Linked DNA regions of Homo sapiens: all the other regions are linked to region 1. Evidence: chromatin contacts called from ENCODE Hi-C or POLR2A ChIA-PET data. All regions are on one chromosome and are shown on one strand. Each heading gives the region's core, a stretch centred on a gene start or an enhancer-like site at or near the end of the contact. The rest is flanking DNA. Distances are from core to core; before and after follow the strand shown. Region 1 overlaps CERS6 (ceramide synthase 6). Region 2 overlaps LOC105373734 (a long non-coding RNA gene). Region 3 overlaps CERS6 (ceramide synthase 6). Region 4 overlaps CERS6 (ceramide synthase 6).

Region 1 (2,917 bases), core at 268-2,767:
CAGATCAGCCCCAGTAGCTTCTCAGATCCACCTTATCTGAAACATCTGATCTCTCCTAGCCACTTAAATAAAGTAACTTGTGAAAACACCTAACAGGCTCTTGGAATGAAGTCATGAGATGTATGTTTATTCTTCTGCCTCCTGTCTACTCACTCTTTTAACTCCTCAGCTACCAAGGTAGGGCAGATCAACTAACTAGCCCAGGGTTGAAGAGCTAATAAACACGGAAGCTGAGGCAGTCTGAGTCCAGAGTTCAGGCTCTTAACCACTGCGCTCTATAAAAGGCACAGAGCTAAGCACTGGGAATCTACCAGGGAGCAAGACAGACCCCATCTCTGTCCTCTCTGGATCTTACCTGCTAGCCAGGAAGGACTGGTAAAGAGCAGACCATATTAACAATGTAATATGGCCTTCAGATCAACCATGATAGGAATCAATTTTAGCTGAACACCAATAACCCACATGTGTATTACAGTCTTATTGTGGGTGAGTACTTGGTATTAGGTGGTTATTGTCAAAGTGATAAGACCAGGTTCCTGCATTTGGTGAGACACCCACATAAATACAAATACCTAAACCTTTCATAATGTAACATACAGATTAATGTAATATATTAATATAATATACATTAATATATCAATATATTATATATAACATATAATGCAAAAAGATGACAATGATGACAGGTGGAAGCGATCTAGGAGAAAGTTTTTTCTAACAGCCAGACTGGTGTCAAGACTGCACAGACTAAGGATGAATTCTGCCTCTGTCTTTCACCTCTTCTTGCTAAGCCAGAAGAGCCTCCTTTCTACAATGGAATATTATTCGTTATTTTCCAGTGTTGTAGGAGGAATCGTCGAGGGCTCAGGGAATGTTTCTCTTGTCCTTCACCCTTGTGTTTGTGCAGCTGCCCCATCACTTTTCCACTGTGGCATTTTGGCAATTGTAATTACATTGTTAATATGGTCTGCTCTTTACCAGTCCTTCCTGGCTAGCAGGTAAGATCCAGAGAGGACAGAGATGGGGTCTGTCTTGCTCCCTGGTAGATTCCCAGTGCTTAGCTCTGTGCCTTTTATAGAGTGCAGTGGTTAAGAGCCCGAACTCTGGACTCAGACTGCCTCAGCTTCCGTGTTTATTAGCTCTTCGACTTTGGGCTAGTTAGTTAACCTTTCTGTGCTTCAGTTTCATCATCTGTGAAATGAGGATAAAAATGGTGTGTATCTCTTTGGGTTATGATGAGGATCAAATAAATTAGTATTTAAATTAAAACATATATCTAACACTGTAAATGCTTGTTAAATAAATAACAGTTTCTCAATATCTTCAAAGGAAAAAATAAATGGGTCTTTGTCAGCCCTTTCCAGTGAGCTGAGTGTGTCCTGCTGGCCCCCTATCGACTTCACTAGGGATGACACCATGTTCAAGAGACCGAAGAAGAGACCCAGAGCCAGCGAACGAGTCATAGAGTTGATTGAGGGGACTTATATACAGGGTGTTCCAGTGGTGGCAGGCTGGACAGGAGAACCACTACCCTTTGTTAAAAGCATGGAATATCGATAGCTTTTTCACTTAGCATTCTCCCCCTAGTGACCTCCACCTGGCAATCTTCATTTAACCCAACACAAAGGGCTTTGATTCCCTGTATGGCTTGCATTCTGTGGGGTGGGCCAGGGGTTCAGATGTTCCTTATAGATAAGGAATGAATCTCTGGGTTGGCTACTCCTGGATTCCTTAGCTTGGAACCTTGAACACACATTCTTTTTAGACCATAGGGTCATTCTGAGGGTATGTTTAAGTTATTGCTGTCAGGTGCATCTGCCATGCAGGGTAGAATATTGCAGTCCTTTGCTTTGACACATAGTTTGGCCCATGGGATGGCTGAACTCCCATGAACAAAATTGTCCTCATTGGGAACATATTAACCAAGAAACATAGCTTTATACTTGTGATAGTCTGACTCTCATGATTGTGAATTGTACCTAGTCAAAGTCATTAATAGCAGTTTATTGATAGAGCGATGGAAGCGGTGAGGAGTATGTTAAAAAATTTAACTCCTTTCTATTCTACCATTCTCCGCTGAACCTGTGCAACATTCAGTCAAAAGTAAAGTGTTTTATTTAAAGTCAAAACAATAGTCACCTGAGGTTTAAATTTTTGGGTGCTTAACAGGGATCAGAAAGACTGGTCGGAGTTGTAAAAATGCACAATGCAGTTTTCTGCTTTCAGACTGTCCCTGTCTCTCAGGTCCACTTGGTTCCATCTTTGCTTCAAAGTCTAGGTGGAGAAGCAAACGCAAACCTGTTAAGACAACTAAATGACAAAGACAACAAAACAAACAAACAAAACTTCCCAGGAGGGTGAAGGGCCAATCCTTGTAAGTCTTGAACGTGGTTGGGGCATCTAGCAGTATTTTTGCATTTGGACAATAGTGTAAAGAGCACTGAAACTTGAAAGTGAGAAAATTAAATGGCAGTTATTTCCCCAAGGTAGTGATGACTCATGTGTGCATGCTCCTTTCTAGTTTCCAGTGTATTTTCACATATAGTGTCATATCTGTCTCATTCTCCTTTCAGGGGGGGCATGATTGTTTCCATTTTGACTTTGCCCTTGTGCACCTATCTGGTACAGTGGTTATTTATGTACATTTGTCTGCTACAAAATTCAACAGGTACAAAAAGGTATTCCCCAAAACTTAAGTCTCCATCCCCACCCTGTCTCCCAACTACCCAGGTGATCTCCCTGGGGATAACCACTATTTATTTGTGTCCTTTGCAGTTACAAGCACATGCACACATGCTTTATTTGGTCCCCACTGCAACCTTGCATGCAACACAATAGATGCTGTTCTGAACTGGGTTCTTTTCACTCTTTATGTATCTTGAGGATTATCCCATGTTGGTGCACACAGACATGTGCC
Region 2 (2,889 bases), core at 12-2,511, 150 kb before region 1:
TAGGATGGCATGACAGTTCAAGAATTTCAGGGGCTCCCAACCTACGGGTGGTTGGGTGTGTGAGGGTGGTGGTAGAGAAGATCTCCAGTTTGCAGGGGTCCCCATGGTTGCGGACCTGTACCAGTCTGTGGCCTGTTAGGAATGGGATTGTACAGCAGTAGGTGAGCGGCTGGTGAGAATGAGCATTACTGCCTCTGAGCTCTGCCTCCTGTCAGATCAGCAAGTGACATTAGATTCTCATAGGAGCGTGAACCCTATTGTGAACTGTGCATGCGAGGGATCTAGGTTGCACACTCCTTATGAGAATCTAATGCCTGATGATCTGAGGTGGAACAGTTTCATCCTGAAACCACTCCCACCCCGACCCCCTGCCTGGTCTGTGGAAAAATTGTCTTCCACAAAGATGGTCCCTCGTGCCAAAAAAAGTTGGGGACTGCTGCTTTGAGGCTTTCTGTAAGGTGGGGGGTAATAATGCAGAGAACCTGTCTCTTGGGGTGGTGGTGAGTGCTGCAACTGGCATTATTCACAGGGTACTTTGCACAGTGCTGGCACATAGAAATCACTGAATATAATGTTTACCATTATTGCTGTTATTATTATCTCTTTGGGTCCTTAAAACATTTTTTCAGGATTTTTAGGTGGGTATTATTTCAAAATCCATAAAATACACCTAAAGATTTATATGAGAAGAATCCAAAAATCTCAGGGAAATCATATGAAAGAAATTATTTGTTTTCCTCAAATCTCTGAACGACAGTTTAAACATTTTCACACACTAGATCTAATTTTGGAGAGCTTGGAAACCTGGCCTGTAAGATTTCACTAATCCAGGAGGGGGCAGGCTTCCCAAACACAAATGTCCTCTGCTGAGGAGCCGTGGCTCCAGGAGAAACAAAGGCGCGTCGGTGAGAGCCGTTTCAGAAATCTAGTATTACCTTCAAAAAAATGTAAGAAATCAAAAGCAACTGGCCTAGAAGAATCCCTGGCTGTGTCATCCAGAGGCACCTTGTCACCTGCCAGGCCAGGTCGGCTGTAAGCTTGTGAAGTAAGCAAAAGAAATTTCCCGTGTCCCCACCCACTCCTATCTTTGCTTTTGTTTCTGGTCCTCTGCCCGCTTCCTGCCTGTGCCTTCCTCATTAGTCTTTGTTCCCCTCTCCCATGACAATCTATCTTTGGGAAAAATAACTGTGATTTAAATGTTTATAGAAGTAAGGATCCTAGGAATATTAGGTCGCTTCAAACACTTTCAAGCGCGTGATAGTCACTAACAAGGGAACTAGCCCTACCAGGACTAGTATTAAGAGAGATGGAGGATTCGTGGCTTAAAGCAAGGGCATTGAAGGTAGATAGGGCTGGGTTTCAATCCTGGCTTTGGTGATAACACATTGCCAGCTCTGTGACCACTTCCCAGCTCCTTTACCCTGGGTAAGTTACTAAGCCTCTTTCTCCTCATGTGTAGAAGGAGGGTAGTGTTAGAACCTATCCCAGGATTTCCTCAGGATTAAAAAGGAGTGTGCATGTCTAGTACATAGTATTTGGCACATAAGACATATCAACTGTAGTTGTTATTATAATAAAAGTTTTATTATAGTGATATGACGTTAATAAATTATTACAGTAATATAATTTTTTATTACTTTGGTTTTTTTTTATCATGGTCCTATTTTATACCACACATTAGACAATTTCTGGTGTATTACCTTTAGGTCTGAACTGGAGGAAAAGGATACATTTTAAATGAAACATGACATGTTAGAACACAGAAAAAAATGAGCGGGATGAAGTTTCTGGAAACTCCTATAAAAATTTGTTGAAAGAGTTGTGGTCATTGGAACTGAAAAGTATGAGAATAAGAGCTTAAGAGCATGCATCTTGAAATGCAGGAACGGCTGGAGGGAATCCCGAGGGGCCTGGACAACCCTAATCCTCTAGATCAGGAAGGTTTTGCCCTTGTTTCTGTTAGTTGCCCAAGGGGAATTACTGCCCCCACCTCAGTTTATGTTTATTTCTCAGTTTAGAGGTTTTCAGAACCAATGGAATGACAGACCCATGATTACAAACTCTCAAGGGAAACTTTTCCCCTAGAGCCCAGACCACTGAGATAGAAAATCACCTTTATTGTCTCCCTGAGCCGATGGGTGCATTTCCTGATTCATTCCCTCACTCTGAGTATAGCCCTTCTGAAGACCAGGATTTCTGCAGGGGTTGCAGTTCCAACACCCAGCATTCTGTATCTCCAGGCCTCACATTCTGCCCTGGCCTGAGCATTCTAATCCAAGCCTCTAGGTGGCCAAGCCAGGCAACTCCCACCCTGAGTGGCTCTAGCATACATGCACGTACTCACTGCTCTGATTTTTCCTTCTCACTTCATCTTTGACTCCAGGAACTTTCTTTACTTTCTTCCAGCATTCAGCCATGTCTTAAAGGAGACTTGTTTTACTGGATCCAGAATTTCTGATTATTGTGGAGCTACATGGTTTTTGGATTGTTTAGTTGACCATACACCTAGAGGCAGAAATTAGTTTAAAAATAATTAAACAATTAAATACAAAATTTAATCACATTTAAAGGGAAGTTGGGAGTTCCTGAGGGGTAGATTTAAGCTATTAAAGGAAGCTGCTAAAGAGAGCTGCGGAATGGTGAGGTCCAGTCAGCGTGGGTATTGGGTGGCTCTATTATGCCATCATGGCGACTGTCACATTAAATAATTCTGAAGCTGAAAGAATTTAAGGGAATGTTTGACCTGCCCCACAGTATATGTATTTAAGACTTAATAGGCCATAGGGAAAGTCAGCAAATGTTCAGGAGAGTCTTTTTCTGAAAAAATGTTCCCACCTAAGGGATTAAGGACCTCCTGTAAGGAAGGCTGGGCTCAGGGAACTATCCCAC
Region 3 (2,741 bases), core at 203-2,702, 140 kb after region 1:
TGTCTCATTTTCTATGGTGGTTTAATAAGCACCTATTCTACCCTAAAAAATAGGGAAGTAGACACTACAGAACAACCTTACAGACATGTTAGTGAACTATTCAGTAAAGTTACTGCTGTGTTGGTAGGAAATATTTAAGCAGTTGAAAGTAAGCCTGACAATATAATCTTATTCTATAATTGCTGTATATAAGAGAGTCTGCTCATACTTATAATTAGCAGAGTCAAATACTTTTGTTAAAGAAGACCTAGAAATACTTAAGGTGCTCTGAAGTCCTAGCAGACAGTGTACACATACAAATTAACACATTTTCCTAGGTTCTATTTTTTCTTATAAACTACATGTCTGATCATGTGGGGTTTTTGTTTGTTTGTTTGTTTGTTTTTTGAGATGGAGTCTCGCTCTGCCGCCCAGGCTGGAGTGTAGTGGTGCAATCTTGGCCCACTGCAACCTACCCCTCCTGGGTTCAAACGATTCTTGTGCCTCAGCCTCCCAAGTAGCTGGGATTATATGCCTGTGCCACCATGACAGGCTAATTTTTATATTTTTAGTACAGATGGGATTTCACCATGTTGGCCAGGCTGGTCTCGAACTCCTGACCTCAGGTGATCTGCCTGCCTCGGCCTCCCAAAGTGCTGGGATTATAGGTGTGAGCCACCACACCCGACACATGTGGTACATTTTGTATCACAATTCATTTCGCACACACGCATGTATGTAAAAGAAAAGTTACTCAAGATATACCTATGTCTAATTTCAATATCAGTCAGGGGTCCATAGGAGATAGAAACCCCAGAAGTTAATTTTAGGAGTGACTGTAATATAAAGAATCATTAACCAGAGGGAACCATCAAGCCTGTGTTGCTCAAAGTAAATTGATCTACTGTTTACTACCAGTCTGCAATGAGATAAGAAGCTTGCACCTGAATGTAAAGCAGCTCCTCCTGATTTTTGAAAAAGTCTATCTATGAAGAAAAGTTAGCTGAAAACAGTGTGCTTAGTGATCCAGTTAATTTACCTCGAGTGTAAGCTCCTTATGTTGTTGTGGACTTGTAACAGACATTTCAAGGACTGGGCCTCACCCATTAGCACCCCACTGAGGTATAGTGGAGGTAGTAATAGCAGGAAGGCACTGCCACTGTGAGGACAAGGGGATTACAGAACATAGAGGCTCAAAGGAAGAGCCATGGAGCCAGAGAAGACTTCTGACAAGGGGACACTGACCAGCTGGTGTCCCTGAGGGAGCATGAGGGGCTTGGCTCTGGGAATGTGGAAAAACTACAAATTGGAACCAGCTGCTGCTGCTGGAATGAACTGCTACTGCTGGAGTGAAGATGCACTGCTGGGTGGGTGTGGAGGCAGGGGATGAACGTGATGACAAGAACTAGAAGCAAAACAGAAAGGAGCAAGTCCCATCTTCCTCTTGCAGCCTTCCAGCCTTCCTCAAGTGCTTCTAAGAAGCTAAACTTGGCAAGGCACCAGCTCCTTAAAGCCAGCAGAAGTGCGGCTTGCACAGTCTCTGCTCTGAGACCGGCAGCAGTATCTCAATAACTAGCCCAATTGTCTCATATTGCTGCATTCTGAAATGTACTCTGATAAATCTTATTATAACCTATTTTATTACATTTTTAAAACATGAAGGTTGCCCCATTACATTGACTTCATGACTAACTGCTGGGTGAAAACTTGTGGTTGAGAGTGCCCCGTCAGACTGAGTCCTTTGCCCACTCCCTTAGACTTTCTGAATCCAACCTTAACTAAGGTGCAGCCTTTCATTCTTCATGCGGTGTTCTCAAATTCAACACACAAAGCCACGAAGTGTTCCCTGGTTTCATACTTTGAGATGTTCTCTTTTGTTTATTGCTTAGTTCGGAATCTTTCTGAAATGGGAACAAGATTGTAATTTTTTTTGCCTATTTTGAGACTGAAAATAGAATTTGTCTAGCCATTAGAATATGAGTCCATTTAAGATTTTGTTCTCTGTGTCATTTTAAAAATCTTAAAATTGCTTGGACTATGTTGCTGTTTAAGGAGGCTTTAAATTTGGTTTTAATGAAAATGACCCCCATGAAATACTTCTATAAGAAGTGCACATGATATATAATACTAACATTGGGAAGGGACCCTAAAGATCACCTATCCCAAATTTCCCATTTCAGAAAACAAAAACCAATTTCAGAAAGATGAATTGACTTGCCCGAAGCAAAACTGGAAGCCTGTTTTGCTGTCTTTGGACTGTCTAGGTTAAAAACAATAACAACAACAACAACTTAGATAAGTTTTAAAAAGCTAGCAGTTTAAGTAACTTTTTATTAGTAAATTTACCTTACTAATGAAAACTAAAAGTCACATCAGTATAGAATGATAAGTTGGAAGTCAAGATTGAGATTTCAGTCTTGACCCTGCTCATTATACTTAATGGAACCTTTGCTCTCTGAAAGCTCATTTTTCTCATCTGTAAGATGGGAAAAGAGAGGTGGTCTCTGCTGGGAATTATTTGTGTAAGTCCATTGTCATCCCTTCACATAAAAAATACTGTTCTGTTGCTGCCTCCTACTCCGTAAGACCCGTTGTCCTGGCTGTGCTTCGATGCTTACAAATAGGTAAACATCTGCAACAAAAAGATCTTGAATAACGAAAGGAAATTCTTCAGTGCTGCTGCTTATTGCATCTTCCTTTCCCTCTTCTACCTACATCTACCCTCTTGCATATGTTCTGATTCTCCTCGTCCCTTTCATTTA
Region 4 (2,700 bases), core at 193-2,692, 190 kb after region 1:
AATTAGATCTCAGCTTCTCAAAACCAGGGTGGAAAAGTATTAATAACAATGGGGAAACATAATTATCACTTGGCACAAAGAAACATGCTAAGCATTAACAGAAAGGAAGTATTTCCTCCTGCCTTGGACTAAATTTTGAAGCAAAAATGTCCTGTGGAACTTAGACATTGGACTTAGGGTAAACGTTTCCAGTATAAATTCATGGAAGCATTTTTCTTATGTTTTTTTTCTTAGAGTAAATCCTCAATGTAAGCAAAAGGCATAAGGTTTAAATATAACTCAGTGAGTGTTTTCTCAGAGTAGTTTTAGTGAAAGTAGTGTCAAAGTAGTTTAAGAATCTAGGTTTTTGGTATTTTTAAACATAATCCAACTACATAGAGAACAAATGTCTGTTAGACTATATTCCTTGACTCCTAGTTGCATCAGCTGGGCTTTGTGAAAGCTAGGTAAGAGTTTTCACGGAAATAGCAAAAGATGAAATTTGCCTCAAGATGCTGATTTCGAGTAAATACCCACACACCTTTTACATCTTTGATGAGGCAACAAAATGTGTTTAATATGTTTTATGATTCTTGTTCTTTTCTTAAATCAAAATAGTTATTAATTCAAAGAAACTACTGTTTATTCAGCTGCAGATGCCTACTGGTTCTTGGAGGGAGAAAAGCACATGTATGTATGTATGTGATTTATGTTTCTATTTAACCATTGACCACTTGCCTGGTTAATCAGATATCCTTTTCTCTGGTCCTTGCTTCAAAATCGCTATCTCTTTAGGCTTTCACTAACATGATAATTGCAGATGGTAAAGTAAAGTATCAGACCTTATCTGTTTTTCTGACTTCTGTTGACAATGAAACCTCTGTAATGCAGCCAATAAAAGAAGATACTGGATGAAAGAGCAGATTTACTGACACTTAAAGATGCTTCTTTACCCTTCTCTTAAAAAAAAATCATAGAATAAATTGCACTCGATTCTTACGTGTGTGGTCAAAATGTCGATGAAGGCTTGACTTGCACCAGCGCTTCTGGCTCCTATCCTGGTGCCAGGATCAGGTTTGCTCAGGGTAAGAACAGCCACAGATGCCTCCCAAGGGAATGTTACTGATGGATATGCTTGCTGCTGAGTTATGTCTCAATTGATGCCTCTGGGAGAAGAGGCACATAAGCTAATGAAAAATCCCGTTATACATTGTGGCTTAGATTGAGAGAGTTAGAGGTAATTTCTCATCCACTGTGATATGGCCTGTCTTAGTGTTATTCAGACATTTTATAAGTCTTCTTAAATTGAAATTAGTTGACGTGTAATTTAATAGCTAATAAGCACCATTTATGAGGAGTTCTCTTATGATGCTGTTAGTCAGCTCAGACTGCTGTAACAAAATACCGCATACTAGATGGCTTGAGCAACGGAAATTTCTCATCGTTCTGGAGGCTGGAAGTTGCAGATAAGGTCTGGTAAGGATTGGCGTCTAGTGAGGGCACTCTTCCTAGTATGCAGAGAGCAACCTTCTCACTGCGGTCTTCACTTGGTCTTCCCTCTGAGCACGCGCGTGGAGAGGGAGAAATCTCTCTCTTCCTCTTCCTCTCCTTGTAACGCCACCAACCCTATTGGTTTAAGACTCTAACCTTATGACCTCGTTTTATGTTAATTACCTTCCAAAGGCCTTATCTTCAAATACAGTCATGTTAGTGATTAGGGCAGATGCAAAAAATAAATAAATGAATAAATAAAAAGACGCAATTTCTGTTAACCAAGGCAAAAAAAAAAAAAAATTAAGGAAGGAAGCCTAAGGGATCTTGTCAGTGAGATAATCATTGAGTTATGTAACAGTAAGAACTGGTTACCCATCTGGACCTGTGGATTGTTCTGTAGATTACAGGATTTGGAGGTCCTTTCTAAACCTAAAATTCAGTGTTTCTAGGTAATAGCTCATTTGGGGGAATCTATTCCAAATGCCTGTGATGTTTTTCTTTCATTACTCATTCTTCGTCACCCAGAGTACCCAGCGGAAGGCACAGTGGAAGAGCCCAGCTGGCCTAGGTTTGATTTCCACTTTCTCTACTTATCAGCTGTGTAGCCTTTAATTAATTACGGTTCCTCTCTGAGACTGTCTACAAAATAATTGATACTTACCTTGATGCATGTATTAATATTAGAATACAGGCTAAGCTACTGTATATAAAAGTAAAGCAAAACACACTAGCTTAGATATGAGAGAAATGATAGGAATTTATTTATCTCATACATACAATCCAGAGGGAAGCAGATCAGGGCTGGTGGGAGACTTCTGATACCAGACTCCATAGAAACTTCCATTTCAGGGCCAGTGGTGACTGCTTCAGTTTTCATTATCTCCCTTCAATAGGAATGGAGAAAGGGTGAGAGGAACTCATTCACACTGACCTTTTAGGGGCACCGTCCCCAAGTGACACACACAAACTTTGCTTCCACCAGAGCTTCCCACCAGAATTGTACTAGCCAAGGAGGCTGGATGAGAAGCTTATCTTTAGCTATTGCTTTACTAGCAGTGGTTCTTCTGCTTCAAATGATTCTCGCAAAGATTAGAAATAATTCATTAATTCATTTATCTATATTGAATTGTGAAATATCTTAACAAAGTATTTAGCAAGCTGCCTGATACATGGTAAATACCAAAAAGATGGAATCAGCCTTCTTACTTTTCCCTAGTACCTTACTAC

Evidence for each region. Hi-C counts contacts between places; a loop is a spot of excess contacts on that map. ChIA-PET counts read pairs that join two places held with the same protein, here RNA polymerase II (POLR2A). Pooled maps may share reads with other maps.
Region 2: a map of HepG2 shows a loop between it and region 1 (8-fold over the local background). The contact joins two enhancer-like sites. A Hi-C loop is called at or near these places in 5 of 168 maps with a recorded cell type or tissue (Caco-2, GM12878, HepG2 and 2 more), 34 of 37 single-sample maps with no recorded cell type and 16 of 50 pooled maps. POLR2A ChIA-PET finds 5 or more read pairs at or near these places in 3 of 52 experiments (H1, activated naive CD4-positive, alpha-beta T cell and naive thymus-derived CD4-positive, alpha-beta T cell).
Region 3: a loop to region 1 is called in a pooled map, with 3 times the contacts of the local background. The contact joins two enhancer-like sites. A Hi-C loop is called at or near these places in 14 of 37 single-sample maps with no recorded cell type and 5 of 50 pooled maps.
Region 4: a loop to region 1 is called in a map of K562, with 2.5 times the contacts of the local background. The contact joins two enhancer-like sites. A Hi-C loop is called at or near these places in 1 of 168 maps with a recorded cell type or tissue (K562), 1 of 37 single-sample maps with no recorded cell type and 9 of 50 pooled maps. POLR2A ChIA-PET finds 5 or more read pairs at or near these places in 4 of 52 experiments (GM12878, activated CD4-positive, alpha-beta T cell, activated CD4-positive, alpha-beta memory T cell and 1 more).

What each region holds. Positions count from the first base shown.
Region 1 is chr2:168,493,219-168,496,135 of GRCh38, forward strand. The region is part of intron 1 of CERS6 (ceramide synthase 6); the gene reads left to right. Among named protein-coding and RNA genes, the nearest start is that of CERS6, 38 kb to the left of the region's middle. Within about 2 kb of position 1,518, at least 3 of the 41 ENCODE cell types and tissues checked have a DNase peak (open chromatin) inside an H3K27ac peak, as active enhancers do.
Region 2 is chr2:168,345,978-168,348,866 of GRCh38, forward strand. LOC105373734 (a long non-coding RNA gene) reads right to left here. Exons shown (of 6, transcript XR_923559.3): 4 at 2,341-2,505. Among named protein-coding and RNA genes, the nearest start is that of STK39, 100 kb to the left of the region's middle. Within about 2 kb of position 1,262, at least 2 of the 41 ENCODE cell types and tissues checked have a DNase peak (open chromatin) inside an H3K27ac peak, as active enhancers do.
Region 3 is chr2:168,634,044-168,636,784 of GRCh38, forward strand. The region is part of intron 4 of CERS6 (ceramide synthase 6); the gene reads left to right. Among named protein-coding and RNA genes, the nearest start is that of MIR4774, 52 kb to the left of the region's middle. RefSeq lists an enhancer at 1,373-1,502. Within about 2 kb of position 1,453, at least 13 of the 41 ENCODE cell types and tissues checked have a DNase peak (open chromatin) inside an H3K27ac peak, as active enhancers do.
Region 4 is chr2:168,684,694-168,687,393 of GRCh38, forward strand. All of the region lies in intron 4 of CERS6 (ceramide synthase 6), which reads left to right. Among named protein-coding and RNA genes, the nearest start is that of CERS6-AS1, 100 kb to the right of the region's middle. Within about 2 kb of position 1,443, at least 2 of the 41 ENCODE cell types and tissues checked have a DNase peak (open chromatin) inside an H3K27ac peak, as active enhancers do.